Regions from separate parts of the Homo sapiens genome. Here region 1 is linked to region 2. The links are chromatin loops, found by intact Hi-C in ENCODE. Cell type or tissue: K562. All regions are shown on one strand. Each heading gives the region's core, and the rest is flanking DNA. Links, peaks and the distances in the headings are about the cores only.

Evidence for each region. Peaks named below come from ENCODE experiments on the same cell type or tissue, not always from the same donor. Only the 100,000 strongest peaks of a DNase experiment are listed, where the experiment ranks them.
Region 1: it touches region 2 in a loop (2.9-fold over the local background); 8 of 110 quality-filtered maps call a loop at or near these places.

Annotation. Positions count from the first base shown.
Region 1 is chr9:69,742,576-69,750,913 of GRCh38, reverse strand. PTAR1 (protein prenyltransferase alpha subunit repeat containing 1) reads left to right here. Exons shown (of 8, transcript NM_001099666.2): 2 at 1-133. Among named protein-coding and RNA genes, the nearest start is that of PTAR1, 13 kb to the left of the region's middle. In K562, for the core only: a CTCF peak has its summit at 5,017 (motif pointing left); no DNase peak of the experiment used is centred there.
Region 2 is chr9:69,817,245-69,825,582 of GRCh38, reverse strand. It overlaps CFAP95 (cilia and flagella associated protein 95), which reads right to left and starts at 4,766. Exons shown (of 6, transcript NM_001010940.3): 1 at 4,552-4,766. The coding sequence starts at 4,703. CFAP95-DT (CFAP95 divergent transcript) reads left to right here and starts at 4,844. Exons shown (of 2, transcript NR_038833.1): 1 at 4,844-4,933; 2 at 5,316-6,178. RefSeq lists a silencer at 4,791-4,850. In K562, for the core only: a CTCF peak has its summit at 3,269; a DNase peak (open chromatin) is centred at 4,892.

The sequences.
Region 1 (8,338 bases), core at 129-8,128, 75 kb after region 2:
TATAACCGGAGTCCCATAGTCCTGGTTGAAAACAAACTGGGTGTGGAGAGCTGGTGTGTCAAGTTCCTTTTACCATATGTCCACAACAAGCTCCTTTTGTACAGAACAAGAAAGCAATGGCTGAACAGAGATGGTAAGTATGAATCATATTTTCTTCATTTGGTTTTTAGAAGCGACATGGAATATAGTAGGAAGAGCCCTTCTCTGAGTGTCAGCATTCCTGGATTCTAGTTCTGCTTCTTCTGTTCACTGTCTCGGTGGGTGCTAACCTTTCTGTCAAGTGAGTAGTTTCTACTCACCTGGACAAATTTTACAACCACAGTGATTATATAGAAGCCCTCAAGCAGAATTTCAGGGCACCTCCTGTAACCAGAGCAGTTCAGATTTTATCAGTTTATGTATTGGGGTCATTGGTAAGATTTCATTTGAAGGAAAAAAAAAAATCTGAATGTCACTGAAGAAGACTCTAGTCCCTATAGGCTCAGTCTCTGGTTTCTAATCCTTTAGTATTTTTATAGGCAGCAAAACTCATTTTCATAGTAGTCCAAATGAGATAATGTAGGCATGATAGTGGTAGTGATATTATGAACCAGCCCAGTGATTTATGGATGTGCCATTCCACTGCAAGTTCCAGTTGAGCTCTGGCCGTTTGTATCCTGTTCCTGTGCTGAAATGAGCAAAACAAAACTATCCGGCATTCACTTCTTCCATTTCTCTCAGACAGTTTTTTTTTTTACTGCATCAGACAATCCCTAATCATTCCATCTGGTCTCTTTTCTTGGTGTTCTGCCATATTAAGCCTCCATGTGCACAAATTCTGTTTATCATTGTATGCCCACCTCAGGTCTCACTTTTTGGGAGAAGACTAATTTAAGACCATGTCCTTTACTGTTTTTGTAAAGCTTCTTCCCCTTCCCATGTACGGCAGTACCTTCAAAAGCGCTCAATATGCCTGGAGGCTGATTTTGAATAAGAACTTTGTTTCCTAGAGAATTTTAGTTGCCAGTTTGGTAGCCATTACCAAGGGTCTACTCATACCAGATGCTGTCCTGAGTACTGTGGGGGATAAAAAGATGAATAAATACATGGTCCCTTTATTCAGGAAGCTTACAGTTGAGTGATAATCTCTTTGGGGGCGAGAGATGTACAGAAGAGTGTTGCCTAATGTATGACATACTGATTTCCTTGAATTTCTGTCAGCACTATCTGTAACATACTGTCATTAATTGGTTAATAACACTTTTCCCTTTTTATACCATAGAAAGGGACTCTGAAGGTTTAATGAGCAGTGTTTTCTATTTTCTGTGTGACTGTTTCACTCAGTCCTTTGTTATATATTTTCTTATTAGAAGGCTGTGCCTAAGTTTAGCCATAGCCCAAATTTATGGCATACACTTTAAGGCATGGGTTTAGGGATAAACTTAAAGGTAAGCAAGTTTATCTGTTGTTAGACCCTCTTTAATTCTGCATTCCATCACCGTGCTGTAGTTTTCAGTAACACTGAGGTAAAAAGTAACACCATATGACTCCATCAAGTTATTTTTTGCCAAACAAAGCTGTACTGTTTATATTCTGGTGCACAGAAATGCATAATCGAACCAATGTATAACTAACTTTAGTTAGGGGATAGAATGATTATCTTATAGAAAAGAAACTGAATTTTAAAAAGTGAGAGGCTATAGTTGCCCATTTATGTATGTTAGCTCAACCTACCCTTTCTGTGGTCTTCCAAGTCCTCTCCATTTCTCTGTTTTTGTCCTTCTGGACACTATTGCAGGCTTTGCTGTGTCTTCTTACCACATAGTTTTAGTTTTAGTAGGCTCATAAGGAACCTTGCGGAATATTAAATGGTTAAGCTCACTCACATGAATAGCTGGCATCTAAACTTTGAATTCAGCTGCAACCGTGCATGTGTACAAAAGCAGCTTTTGATTTGATCCTAACCTACATCCCCATGGAAGCAGTTTTTAATTTGACTATTTTGAGGGGGGTGGATAGCATAATTTAGTATGGTGTCACATACTACTCAGGTTATATATTGTATTATCAGTAAATATAAGAAAGTGAATTTTGGGTTTGACAGAAAAAGATATCTGAAAATAAAAGAGTATTCTGCCAAACCTAAGAACTGAAGCAATTAGAGCACAGAGGTGAATCTTGCTAAGAAAAACATGTCAAAAATGTTAGGAAAAAGCAGTTATTTCATGAAAATGCTACACCTTTAAAATTATTTGTTATAGAGAATATATATTTATAAGAAGACCCAAGTGAAGAAAGATGACAATTTAAGTGACAGTTTCTGAATGTCTGTCTGTGTGATCGATCATGCAAGAATCCTAGGCATCCACCTAAAAATGTATTCTGTAACTGAAGGTGACCTTTACTCCTGGGATAGATTTTTTCTTCCTAACCAAACTGAATTCTTGTTTTCATTAACCTGCTGAATTCCTTAGATGTTTAGGAATTATCCCTGTTTAGTTAGTTAGTTAGAGATTGATTTTTTTTTTTTTAAGTCTGTGATAGTAATACATTCGGTTTGGGAGAGGACTGATTCTGTAATTCTGATGTTTGAGAAATCCATAACAGATATAAGAAGCAGGAGGGAAGACCACAGCATTGGAGTTCTTTCTGGACAGAGCTCTCTGGTGCAACTCTTCAGGAGTGCCCTCCTGCCATCTTTTCTTGCTCCTCTCTCTTTTTCACAGCCCCCACTTAGTCTATATCTGAGCTCTCTCTTTAAAAGCTGTCTTCTGCTCTCCATTTCTTTGGCTGACCAGGCCTTCATTATTTCTCATCCAGACAAATGTTATTACCTCATAACCAGTCTACCCCTTTTCCAGGCTCTTTTGTGACCCATGTCCATTATGCCAGTAGCCAGTCATTTCAGACACGCTTGAACAGCATTTCTTAAAAACAGTTTGACCACGCTTTTCTGAAATACATTATATGCTCATCTTATTTCATGATACCCACAGGGTCAACGTAGAGTCGAAACTCCTTAGCATGGTATTCAAGGGCCTTCACAGTCTGTCCCCAGTTTTTCCTCCAGTTTATATTCAGCATCAGAGGTTGCAGATTCTTAGCACACAGGCTGAAGCTAATCTAGATACATTTTGGTGTGGCTTGTATAATGTCTTAAAAATTGCTTTTTATTAGTTGGATAAATCTGATTTCTGTCTTCACTTGAAAAATCATAAGGCTTGGTTGAGTATACAACTTTCTACCTGGCAATAGTTGGCTGGGACATACAGCCTCTACTCTTCGTAACTGGGCATGTCTGTTCCAGTTTATCACAGCCTTTTCAAGCTCTTGAGACACTGCGGCAGAGTGTTAGTTGATACTTCTTGTCAAATTTCCTTTGCTACTTTTTTGAGGTTCATTTGAACCCTAGAAACATTTATGTTAGCAGCTATTTGATACATATGTTCATTACAGCCACAAGCAGCATTCTTCCATTCTTTGACTCTGTGTGTACTACTGCCTTACTTCCATGCCTTTGCTGAGGCCAGGCTCATGTCTTAATGTTGGCATTATCAGTGTGGTTGCCAGCACATGCACGTGCATACACATACACACACTTAACACTGTGAAGCCTTTTTGACTGCTTCAGGAAGCAATAATTATTCCCTGCTCTTTTATGGAAGCCCTTTACTCAGATGGCTTGCATAATAGTATCACTTGTCACACTGTATTTTAGCTGATTAAACAACCTTTTTCCTGGCTGGAATGTGAGTTTATTAGGAAAAGGGATTGTGGATCATTTTTATTTACTCAGAACCTTTACATGTTCAACAGACATTTGTCAAACGAGTAACAAGAGTTTGTAAGCAAGAGTTTTTAGCTTAGTCTAGCTATTGATTCTGTGACTGTGTACTATAATAAACAAGGCCTCTCTGGTGTTTACCATATAGCTTTAACTCAAGCTTCACTTCTTGTGGTAACCTGAATGTATTTTGGAGGAAAAGAATTACTGATTTAAGTTGGCCTTGAATTTATTTCTAGATGCACGAAAACCTTTCTCTGTTAGAGACAGTTGTCAAATCCAGTGACCATTACCAGGTGACTACTGGCCTTGGGCCATTTCTAGAATGCAGTGCAGCAAGAAAAGCATATTGATTTTTCTCCAACTTCTGTAGCATCCTTTTATCTTCTCCTTGTTATAGCTGAAATTTAGCTACTTTTCTATGTATAATGTGCCCTGATTTCTTTTTCTCCCTGTGGCGTGATGATGGGTTAGTCATATATTGTAGTGTGTGTAACAAAGGAACATTTATTTGCTGGTATATGTTCTGTTGTTTGGAGAGAGACCTGTTTAATTTCAAGAGACTGTGGAGATTTCAGTAGCTCATGTCTTTTGGGTGAAACTGCAGAGGAAATGGCGTATTGTTGATGAAATTGAGAGAGTCAAATAGTTACAACCGTTGATTATACATGTTCTTTTTCAGGTCTTTGGTTCAGTCCTGACCTGCAGAAGGCAAAGTTATTGCCTGTAGTGTGGTAGAGTGAAAGAGCATCTGCTTTGCAGGACAGCAGACCTGGATTTAAACTGAACTTGTCAGCACACTGAAGTCACTTAGCAATGACTTAGCAAATTACTTAACCTCTTTCTTCCTATTTCCACACCAAAAGAAGGAAATACTAATCAAGACCTCAGAGGGTTGTTGTGAGGATCAGATTCTTTAATTATGTCTGATACTTCTAATCTAGTTTCTTCTCCTAGTCCTTTCTCATTTCTGTCATTGCACTTTACCCCTAGCTTCTTATATCAGACTGGAATATTTACTGAAGGAAGTCTTGTCTGAGCCTGAGTCCTGAATGAGGAAGTTTTAGCAGTTTGTGAAAGAGGAGAAGAGAAGGGCCTATGGTTGTATATGTTACTAGGTACCACCGATGGTGGTCAAGGCTGTTGATGTTTTAAATTCGAAGATTCTTAAAAGTCAAAAAGTATCCCTCTGCTCAGCAGTCACTGCTTAGCCAGCTTAGGAGGATCTTTTGCTCCCTCTGGAGGCATCCAGTCCCAATATCATTTGTGGAACTGGACTAGAAAATACAGGCTTTGTAACAGGAATTACCATTCAGTCCTTACTGTATGTCAGAGACTGTACTAACACTTCAAGGATTTAATCATCTAATATACCCATGATAGCTCCATCTTACATACGAGAAGGACATTAAGGCCTAGAGAGATTAAGTGATTTGCCCAAGAATTCCCAGTAAGTGATGGAGCTGGGCTCTGTCTGAACCCAGTAGCTGCTGTTGCTCTCTTAGGGAGAGACCTGCCAGTAGAGGAAGTGTTACTTTGATAAGTCTTCCTGTATCTTCACATAACCATAAAATGAAAAGCGGGGACTTAAGTACTTGCTGTGTTAGTTTTTGCCTTGTGCTGCTGTACAGAAGTCTCTCATGGAGGATGGACTTCTTGTCTTCACTTGTGATGGAGGGAGGAAGGAAATTGTGTTAGAAGTACAAACAAATAGCAGCTACCATTGGTCAGACACATTTTCTTTAATGTAGAAAGGGAGATTCCAAGGGACTATGCTAATTTACCTAGGTAGAATAATCACTTTTTAGAAAATTGTAGATGTCAAAAGAAATTCCAGAGGCTTTCCCATCATTTACAAACCTTTCCATGTAACTACTTGACTACAAAGGGGTTTTTTGTTATTGCTGCGTATTTTACAAGTTTGGAAATTTAGACAGTTTTACTAAAGGAACAACCTCCTCATTATTCCAGACTTCCTTACTTATGTTGAAAATACTCATTTCTTTGTCAGTCAGTGATGGCGTTTAATTGTACTCACTGTGTGTCAAAAAGCTGTGGAGAAATGGAATGAATTTCATTGCTCACAACACCATGAGGTTGATGTTTCACTGAGGTTTCACTGAGTGAGTCCTTGTTTCACTGAGGTTCCAAGAGGTTAGGTTATGTAGGTAGTAAGTGGAGAAGCTGGGATTCAAACCCAGGTAGTATGGCTTTAAGGAAGGCCTATCCTCTTACCACTCCTCTGTGCTGTGGTCAGACATGGAGCTGCTTTTGGCCAGGGACTGTGCTTACTCATCTTCAGCCAGCTCAGTACCTGGCTTATTGTAGATGCTTACAAAATTTGTTGAGTGAATGAATAATTTGAACATGTATTAGAGAGGACCTGCGTGCAAAAAATTTGTGGTCCAGTTAAGAGGACAATATTTATGTAAGTAACAAAAGTAAGATACGCATAAAACAGATGAGGCCAGGTGCAGTGGCTCACACCTGTAATGCCAGCACTTTGGGAGACTGAGGCGGGTGGATCACCTGAGCTCGGGAGTTCAAGACCACCCTGGGCAACATGGTGAAACACCGTCTCTACTAAAATACAAAAAATTATCTGGGCATGGTAGCACGCGCCTGTAGTCCCAGCTACTGGGGAGGCTGAGGCATGAGAATCGCTTGAGCCTAGGAGGCAGAGGTTGCAGTGAGCCAAGATTGTACCACTGCACTCCAACTTGTACTACAAAGTGAGCCTCCGTCTCAGAGAAAAAAAAAAAAAAGCAGAGATGAAAGATTTTTTTCCAACTAGGTAGGTTAGGAAAGCCTTTAAACTTTTTTTTTGTTAAATATTAGGAGACGGGAAGACATGAGCCAGAAAGAATAGCAAGCAGGTAAATCTGAATTATGTTCCGAGAAAAGAAGGTAGGCGGGTAGGACGTGTGTTCATAGGACAGTGGAGTTTGACTCAGGTGGAATGTAACATGTAAAGGAAAGTAATGGAAGGCCAAGCTGATCAGGAGATTGAGACCAGGTTTCAGAAGGTTTCACTTCCTGGTACATTTTACCAGTACCTTGTGTTGTAGTCATGCTCTGGTATCCATAATCTCTTAGAGAGCAGACTATGTGTGAAGTTCCATGCATTTTTATCTTTGCTCATACTTTTTCCAGTATGGTAAGGTGGTGCCGTGACCACTTTATTTATTTACAGTCTTCCATGTATAATTCCACTAAGAATTAATTGCAGCTTCTTTGGTGGGCCCCAAAATGTGGTTTATGTTTCTACTTCATAATTATTTTGCCTTATATAATTATTTGTTTATATAGTCTCTCCAACTTGAAGATAACCTAGAGGCAAAATTAGGTCTTGTTTATCATTACATTCAATCACTCAGTCCTAAGGGCCTACTTTAATCTTTGTCCATAGTCAATACTTGGAATATTTGTGGAATTAAATGAATAGTGACATAGAATATTATATTTATTTTTCTTGATAAACATTAAGTTAGTGCCAAAAACTACTAAAAGTAAAAAAATGAAGAGGTTAATTATTCTTCATAGGCATATTGTGTTGTAATGTATGTAATGACTTGGAGGTCAAAATAAATGTGTACTGATCCTACTGTTTGTTGCTCATTTGAATTGAATATTCCAATATGCTCACTAGTAATGAAATCATGGGCCCCAAATAAATGTTAATCTCCTATTAAGATAGAATAAAATAATTGATTTTATTGTTAGCTAGAATATTTTTAAATGACTATTGGATGTGTTTATGTGTATTTGCTCTTAGATATTAAAAAGTTTATATTTTACTTAAACACTGAAAATGTCCCAATTATTGTAGGCAGACATTTTGTTTGCAGCATAATTGACTTGTTGGAAACAATTTTGATGTTGACTTTGCCACATGCTAATTGGGTGACTACGGGCAAATTGCTTAAATTGCAGAATTTCAGTTTCCCTATCTGAAAAGTGGGATAAGAATATTTTGGATTGTGATTATGAGAATTTAGTGAAATAATATAAAATAAAGTGCTTACTGCCATGCCTCATACACAGTAATGCTAAATAAATGGTAATAATTATTTGTATTGTTTTATTACATGACATTTAATAAGAGCTTGGTAGGGTTGCCTTAATTTAGTACTGTGCCCCTAGATAGATAACCTTAATCCTAAAATTCTTTTCAGTTTTAGTAAGACAAAGACAATATGTCTAAACTTTGCTAATTTTGTTCTTTCAAATAGAGGCTTATGGTGCTTATTTGAATGTATAGGAATTCTGTCATAAATATAAATAGCTAATGGATGTGAATAGCTGGTTCATAAGATGAACTATATGTAGTAAACAATGAAAATGTTTCTATTAACAAATGTAAATTAAAACAAATGAATTGTAATTTTTTATCTGTCACATTCATTTTTAAAAATATATATAGGTCAGTTATAGGGACATAAGTACACTCATGTTCCTTTTGCCAGTATAAATAGATACAGTCTATTTTAAAGACAATCTGGAAATGCTTAGTAGGAGTCATACTGATTTTTAAGTTGTTTTGACATAGTAGTTCTGCTTCAGGAAATATAGCCC
Region 2 (8,338 bases), core at 167-8,166:
TCCTAGAAAAGGCATCTCTGGCTCAGAAGCATCAAGGTGTGATAAGGGTGATATGGCTCTATCGACCACTTCAGTTGCAAGGAAGAGGTGGCTCTTTGGCAATGTTTTATCCTAGTAACGAACCAAAGGTATCCCCTAAAAAGGATTTTGGAGATATTACTTTATCACGTCTATTATACACAACGGATTTTAATATGAGTAATGAGGTCAAATAGCTCTGTATCACATGCCAGATAAAGAGAAACACAGGAAAAAATATCTAAATGTTTGAACTGTGTTATCAGAGGAAAGTCAGAATTTCTCCCAGATACAGATTTTATTTTGTACCTATATGTACAGTCACTTAACTGATTAAATACTCTGTTGAGAAGCCATGCTAATGGTGTGTTTATAGATATTAAGTGTTCATCAATTAAATAAGAAATCACTAATAAAAGATATTAAAATTTAATAAAAATTTAATCTATCATAAAACAAATCAATAGAAAGCTAACAATTATGACCAAAATGCATAAAAATAAGTCAATGACATCATTCAATTTAGAATTTTACACAACCTGAATTTTATTCAGCTTTGTAGGACAAATCTTGGTGACTGGTTGGATACGGAAGAACAAGTATGCCAGCAATACAGTCAGCACAGAAAATGCTAGTGCTTCTCACATTTCACAGTCAATTCTTGCTATCTTTATATTCTATAAACTTGCCTCAAACACTCAATTAGCAAATACAGAAATACAAGGTTAGGTTTCTGTGAGCCTCTGGTCACAATATTTTTGTCAGTCAAGACATAACCTTGTATTATGTGTGTTTCAGTTTAAAAACACCTTACATAACGTGTATTGTTGATTCATTAACATTGAAATCACTGCCAACTACACTATAATTTAAACCTGAATGAAGCTTTCTAATGCATGCATTTCCTCTGTAAGGTGTGTCACAGTCTTCTTGTGCTTAGCATGATGCTTAGGGGCCATTTTACCATATAGCAAACAAAAAGCACGAAATGCAAAAAAAAAAAAAAGCATTAAATAGAACATGAAAAGGATACTTGTTTACAGTATGAGAGCTGAAACAAAAAGGCAGAGCGTTGCTTGCTTTGTTTGACCTCAGTTGGGAACATGCACGTAGGGCAACTCAAATTTTTTTGCCTTTTTTCCGCTCTGAGAATGTCTACAAATGACCACAAAAGTGCATCAAGTATTAATTTTGACTTACAAATAAATCGTAGCAAGTGGGTGAATTTACAAACACAGAATCCGGAAATAATAAGGATCAACTGTATTTGTCAACTATTGAAAAAGAATTCTGTTTCCTGTGGGGCTGTTCTTTACTATTCCACTGCACTTGCCTGTTCTTTTTTGTCCCTATCCTTAGTTCAAAACCCTGCTCAGGAACCAACCTCCCCACCACACCATTACCTCTGCTTCTTATAATCATTTCTTTTTTGCAAAAATCAGATGATACTGAATTTATTGATATTATTCTCCTTTTCTGCCCTATGGAGCTCCTTGAGGTCAATGGCCATGTCCTAATACATATAACTAACTGTCAGGCCTCTGAGCCCAAACTAAGCCATCATATCGCCGGTGACCTGCACGTACACATCTAGATGGCCAGTTCCTGCCTTAACTGATGACATTCCACCACAAAAGAAGTGAAAATGGCCTGTTCCTGCCTTAACTGATGAGATTATCTTGTGAAATTCCTTCTCCTGGCTCATCCTGGCTCAAAAAGCTCCACCACTGAGCATCTTGTGACCCCCACTCCTGCCCGCCAGAGAACAAATCCCATTTGACTGTAATTTTCCTTTATCTATCCAAATCCTATAAAACGGCCCCACCCTTATCTCCCTTCACTGACTCTCTTTTCAGACTCAGCCCGCCTGCACCCAGGTGAAATAAACAGCCTTGTTGCTCACACAGAGCCTGTTTGGTGGTCTCTTCAAATGCACGTGAGCGAAACTAACTTCTACTGTTCTTAATATGTGGCAGGCCATGTGTTAAAGGGTGTTTTACATATCATACCTCATGTAATCTTATAATAATCCTATCATCCCCATTTTACAGTTGCAGAAACAGGCCCAGAGCAGTCAAGTCACTTGCCGCAACACACAGCAAGAGAGTTAGTTTTCAAACCTAGAGCCCGAGTTTTAACCATTATGCTATGCTAAATCAATAGTGTTAGCTACTGATACGGTTTGACTCTGTGTCCCCACCCAAATCTCATCTTGATTTGTAATCCCCACATCGGGAGGGACCTGTAGTCCCCATGTGTCAAGGGAGGTAGGTGATTGGATCATGAGAGCAGTTGTCCCCATGCTATCATGATAGTGAGTGAGTTCTCAAAAGATTTGATGGTTTTATCAGCGTTTCGAAGTTCCTCCTTCACCCTTCTCTCTCCTGCTGCCTTGTGAAGAAGGTGCTTGCTTTGCCTTTGCCTTCCACCATGGTTGTAAGTTTCCTGAGGCCTCCCAAGACCTGCTGAACTGTAAGTCAATTAAACCTCTTTCCTTTATAAATTACCCAGTCTCCAGTATTTATTTATAGCTGTATGAAAATGTACTCATACAGCTACCCTATATTATTGACAACTTATGATTTTCCTAGAATGATGCTAAATGCTTTATAAAATTTATCTCATTGAATCTGTTTCTCTACCTCTATGTCCCCAACATGTAGCAAAGTGCATGACACACAAATGTATGTTGGGTTGAATTTAAGTCTTCCTGTTCCCCAGCCTTCCTTCTAAAACCAACGCATGAGGTCCCGCTATATTTTCAGCAGCGGCTGGAATGACTTACAGCGTTCCACTATCCTTCTCTCCTCACCAGGTTCCTCACCTTCTTCTCATTTGTGTTCTTCTGTGGTTTTGCTATTGATGTCTGTAACTTTCACAATGCAATTTTCAAAGTAATAGTGGTGCAGCAGAGAGCAGAAGCACTGTCCCTTTGCAAAAAGTCTTTCTCTTTAACAATAACTTCTAGTGGTGATTTATGGTATGACTCAAATCTCTGTGGGGTAACAGAGTCACAGAAGAGCTAAGTGTTTTGCTTGAGAGCTATGAGGTAAGCCCTATATGAGGCTAAAAGAGGATGTTCTGTTTCCCAGTGTAGTTTTGGATTCCAAATCTGTATAACTTCTCATACTGAGTTCAAAGGAGGAAGAGAGACAGTTTCAGGGTTGAGAAGTAAAAGCAGAAAGGTAAACTTGTTGGAAAGCAGGGAATAGGCTTTAGAAAGTTTGCAAGACAGAAACTGCAGGGGTCGCATATATTACATGAATGAATGGGATGAAGTCGGGCTTAGCCTTAGGGCTAGAGTCAAAATCACTCATTTCTTTCAAAAGCAAAAACATAAAGTAGACAAGATTTGTGACTTCTTTTCATTTCTTTTTTTTCTTCACGCCCCTCCCAAATATTCCAACCACTCCAAATGTAATTACTATCAACAGCAGAGCCAGGAAAGTTAATTCAAGGGAAAGAATTTGAAAAGTCCTAAAAGTTTCCACTTTTCTTCCAGTTATACATCACAGTGTTGCTATTGGTCACTGTGATATTTAATAAGAGAAAGTGAATTTCCAGGTCAAGTTCTAAAGCACAAGAAGTAAACCAAATGCTTCTTGGGGCCAAGCAAGAACTTACACGAGGGAAGTTCCTAAAGACAGAACAACACCCATCTTAAGGTGTAGCCAGTGCTCAGCTCTGGTACATTCATAGTTCCCCAGAGAAATAAAATCCTCTCTGGCCAAGACTTTCAAATTTTCAAAGATACAACCCTGGATTTACTGTGAATCTCCTAGTTTTAAATGTGGCCAACTAATTAAAATGAAAAAAAAAAAAAGTAAACAGAGCTCATGCCAAACAATGTCTGTTGGCCTTAACCAGTGGGAGATGCCAGTTTGCAGTCTCTGGCCAGAAAAGTTCTTGTATGTAGCCTAGAAAATATGAGGGGCCTCGTTCAAATCACTCCATGTACACCCTACCCCCAGGAAGTGGCAGCCCTGGAGGCTGGTCCTCTAAATAGGCATCTCCCTCCTGCTGTGCCCCTGGCCTCTAATTCCTTTTATGAGTAAGTGCCTGTGTCAGAAATGTGATTTCCAGGCCTCTGACAGCACCCCCTTTTCACCCCCTATTTATACACACCCGCTCTGTGTGAATGAGCTAAAACCTCAGGTGGCGGGGATTTGGCTGCTGCGTGGCCCAGTGTGTGGCTGGGAGCTGCCCCTGAAAGGCTCTCCTATTTCCTCCTCTCTGCTCCAACCCTCTCTCCCACTCTCTCTATTTCTCCTTTGAAAATATTTCTTTCCCTTTTCTTTCTTTTCTCTCTTTTCCTCCTTCCCATTCCTCTCTCGTCTCATCTTTTTCTCACCTTTCTTCTCATTTCCTTCTTTCTCTACATTTCTCCCCCACTTTTCTCATTCTTTTTTCCGTTTCCTCTGTCGTCTCCACTCCTGTCCCCTCTCTCTGACTCTCCTTTCCTTTCCTGTTCCATCCTTTCCCCTCTCTTTCCTCCCCGCAGCACCCGGGAACTTGCGAGGGGACTTCGCTCACCAGGAATACACCAACACCGGCTTCGAGTATTTCTTGTGATGGGAGCGGAGGGTCAGGGAGCCCTTGCGCTCCACCAAGTCCGGTGGTCCGATCTCCAACCAGTGTTGCTTCCTGTCGCACCAGTCCTGGCAGGATCTGTCAAGGCTATCCATGGGAGCCCTCGAGGTACAGACCTCTGAGGAGTTCCCTATGCACCTGTCCTGCCCGGCAGGAACGTAAGTACCAAGATTCGGCGTCTCTTATCTCCTAAGCAACCTGGGGCGGGGCCAGTGGAGGGGCGGATCCCTCCAACCTGACGGCCAAACGTTTCCTAGACGTTGTCGTTACTGATAAGAAACTACATTTCCCAGAATGCAGTGAGGGTAGCGACCGGGCTACACAGGTGATGAAGGGGGGAACTGCATCCTGGGATCCGCAGTTTCGCCTGTCCACCCGCCAAATCCTAAGAGTGGCTGAGCGCAGTTATTGGGGAGTGGTAGGTCAGTTAAGGACCAAGGGAAGAGCAAATTCCCTGAACCCCGAGTGGGTCTGTTCGGGCTGTCTTTAGAGAAGTTCTTTTGTGTGTGTGTGTGTGTGTGTGTGTGTGTGTGTGTGTGTGTCCGAGTCTCACTCTGTCGCCCAGGCAGGCTGGAGTGCAGTGGCACGATCTTGGCTCACTGCAACCTCCGCCTCCCAGGTTCAAGCGATTCTCCTGCCTCAGCCTCCCAAGTAGCTGGGATTACAGGGTCTCGCCACCACACCCGGCTAATTTTTTGTATTTTTAGTAGAAACAGGGTTTCACCATGTTGGCCATGCTGGTCTCGAACTCCAGAACTCAAGTGATCCGTCCGCCTCGGTCTTCCAAACTGCTGGGATTACAGGCGTGAGCCACCGCGCCCAGCCTTTGGGGAAGTTCTTTTTACCGTCCATCATCCATTGCCACCACACCTTCTGCTTACGAGTTATTTATAATAAGTTTAACTAAAAGAGAACGAGAGAACATCCCCTGAAACCCAAAGTTTGTCATTCTATACAGCTTTCCTGCCTGCAAAAGAGGAGGAGCAGACTCATCCAGCAAATCACCTAAAAAGTTTGAAGATCAAAAAGCCTAGCTCCAGTTTCAGATCCTTCCCCTACCTTTCTGAACACTAGTTTCTTCCTCTGAAAAACGAAAGAGGGAACGGGACCGTAGAGTGGAGTGGGCACAAGAATCGCAAGTCCCTTCTGGCTATGACGCTGCAAGACTCTAGGTACAGTTTAGGACTCCGGGCATTCAGATCCCCGGGACTTGTCAAGTTCTCCTCATTGACATTTTTGATATTTCGTGACAACACAAATTCATCACATTTTTGTGCTGTGTGTTATATGTGGGAAGGAGATTTTAAAAAGATTGCCTTTTGAAGTTATTGGATAGCTGTGTTACAGAAGAAAACATTGCCTTCAAGAAGTTATTGGATAGATATGTTACAGAAGAAAAGACGTTTGTTTCATTTTTGACTTTGCAGGAAAAGAATATGTAACACATCAGAATTCTTCTCTCCTCCCTGGCCTTAGTCGAGTACCTGAGGGGCATTAAAGCACTTCCTCCTTGCAATCACTTACCCAGCATAGTCCTTAATACAGATATCTTCATTGTTGAATGAATGAATGAATGTTCATTATGTTTGATTACCTTAGGTTTACTTTCCAAAAGTGTCTTACTTGAGGAAGACCACATCTACACAAAAAAATCAAACTTTAAAACAGAGTAAGAGACCATTCACACTACAAATAGATTCTCGGTTTATAAAAGATGTGTTATAGTGCTCCCATAAATAGTGAGGCACTCTTCTGTATCAGATGGCACAAATTTGATTACATATAACTACTAAGTGCTTTTCCGTGGTCTGTGGTTCATAGTGTGGGTGCCTGTGGTATGCTAAGGTCTCTATTTTACTGACAGCCACAGTTAAAATATATTTCTTAAAACCAAATAAACAGTCCACCATCACCAGCCAAATGCTAGGAGAGTGCTGACTGCTATTTTAGCTGCTTTCTTCTAGGCAGAATGAAAAGAAAAACATAAGTTAACTTTAAAAGGGGAAATATGATCCATGTCAAGCTCAATTCTGTCCAATCAAAGCACAGAATATTGCTGTTGTTCCAAAAATATTATCATCATTGCTGTCATCTGTTCATGTGTTCATTTTACTTACGTTTAGAGTGGCGGTAACATAATATATGTGAAACCAATATGTCAGATCTCTGCAGACAATTTCTCTCAAAGATGGAAGCTGCCCAAGGCCAAGCTCTTTCCACAGTGCATAAGTACCACAGAGATTTAAAAGCTTTTCAGCACACCAAGGAGCAATAAGTTAAGAAAACATGCAAAACAAACATAGCTGGTTATTTTAGAGTTCCTTAAGCCAAGCCAACCACCTATTAGAGTTTGTGAATATGCTTTTTGTTATACTCACTTTCCTGTTTGTATCAAATTTATAAACTTCATTGTCTTCTGTGTCTACTAAATACTTTTCAACATCCTTGTCCTAGGATTTAGGATACTAATTCTGTGATATCCTCGAGTTTATGTGCATTCCATTCTCTTTGTATACACCAATACATACTGTAGAATTTTGGTTTCTTGATTCTTTATCAATAAAATAGGAATAGAACAGCACTTATTGCAGAGGGTTTTTTTGTTTTTTTTTTGTTTTGTTTTTTTTTTTTTTTGAGATGGAGTCTCACTCTGTCACCCAGGCTGGGGTGCAGTGGCACGATCTCAGCTCACTACAAGCTCCGCCTCCCAGGTTCACGCCATTCTCCTGCCTCAGCCTCCCGATTAGCTGGGACTACAGGCGCCCGCCACCACGCCCGGCTAATTTTTTGAATTTTTTTAGTAGAGATGCGGTTTCACCGTGTTAGCCAGGATGGTCTCGATCTCCTGACCTCGTGATCCGCCCATCTCGGCCTCCCAAAGTGCTGGGATTACAGGCGTGAGCCACTGCGCCCGGCCAACGGTTCTTATTAGAATTACATAAGATAATAAATACATTGAAAGCAGGTAGAACAGTGCCTAATAGATGCTCAGTCCTCACTTAAATTTAAACTTCTGCTGCTAGTATTATTACATCCTGACTTTGTCTTTATCATTTGTAAAAATATCCTAAAATGTGGTGGGTTTTTTTGTGTGGAGTTTCCTATACTCACTGTTTTCAACCTTTATCTGTTTACAAGCTCTTTTTAATGAATATCTTTTTTATTCTAGTTTAATATGAAATTTAATAGCCTGGATCAGAAAAATGTAGGCAAGAAATTTGGATATGGTACCAGCGATAACGATAAATTTGCATTCCTATAGAATCCTTTCTCTTCAAGACTATAAGTAAGTTTTATACTTTTTAAATGTGAAATCACTGATCCTCAACATACTTGAGTTATCCCTGTTTTCCTCAAACTTTATCAAACCACTGAAGTATAGAGCTTAAAGCAATGCCTTCTATTTATATTAATCCCTTCGTGCTGTAATATCCCTATGGTGAGAAAACTAGGGCTCAGGTTGGGGAGGAATTGGGACTTTTCTGTAAGATAAGTGTAGGCAGGCCAACTCAGGAAGTGAGCTTATGCTAATAAATTTCCTTATTAGCTTTATCAGATTCCTGAAGAGATTGCCAAGAACTGAACAGGGCAGCAAACCTAAAACAGATGTAAACCAACCAGATGCAAACGTCTGTGGGGGCAAACCTCTTTGCCATCTCCTTTCCCTTCCTGTCTTGATCTGTGCTCAATTCCTGGAAAAGCCCCTACTCAGGATCTCCTAAAGTCTCCA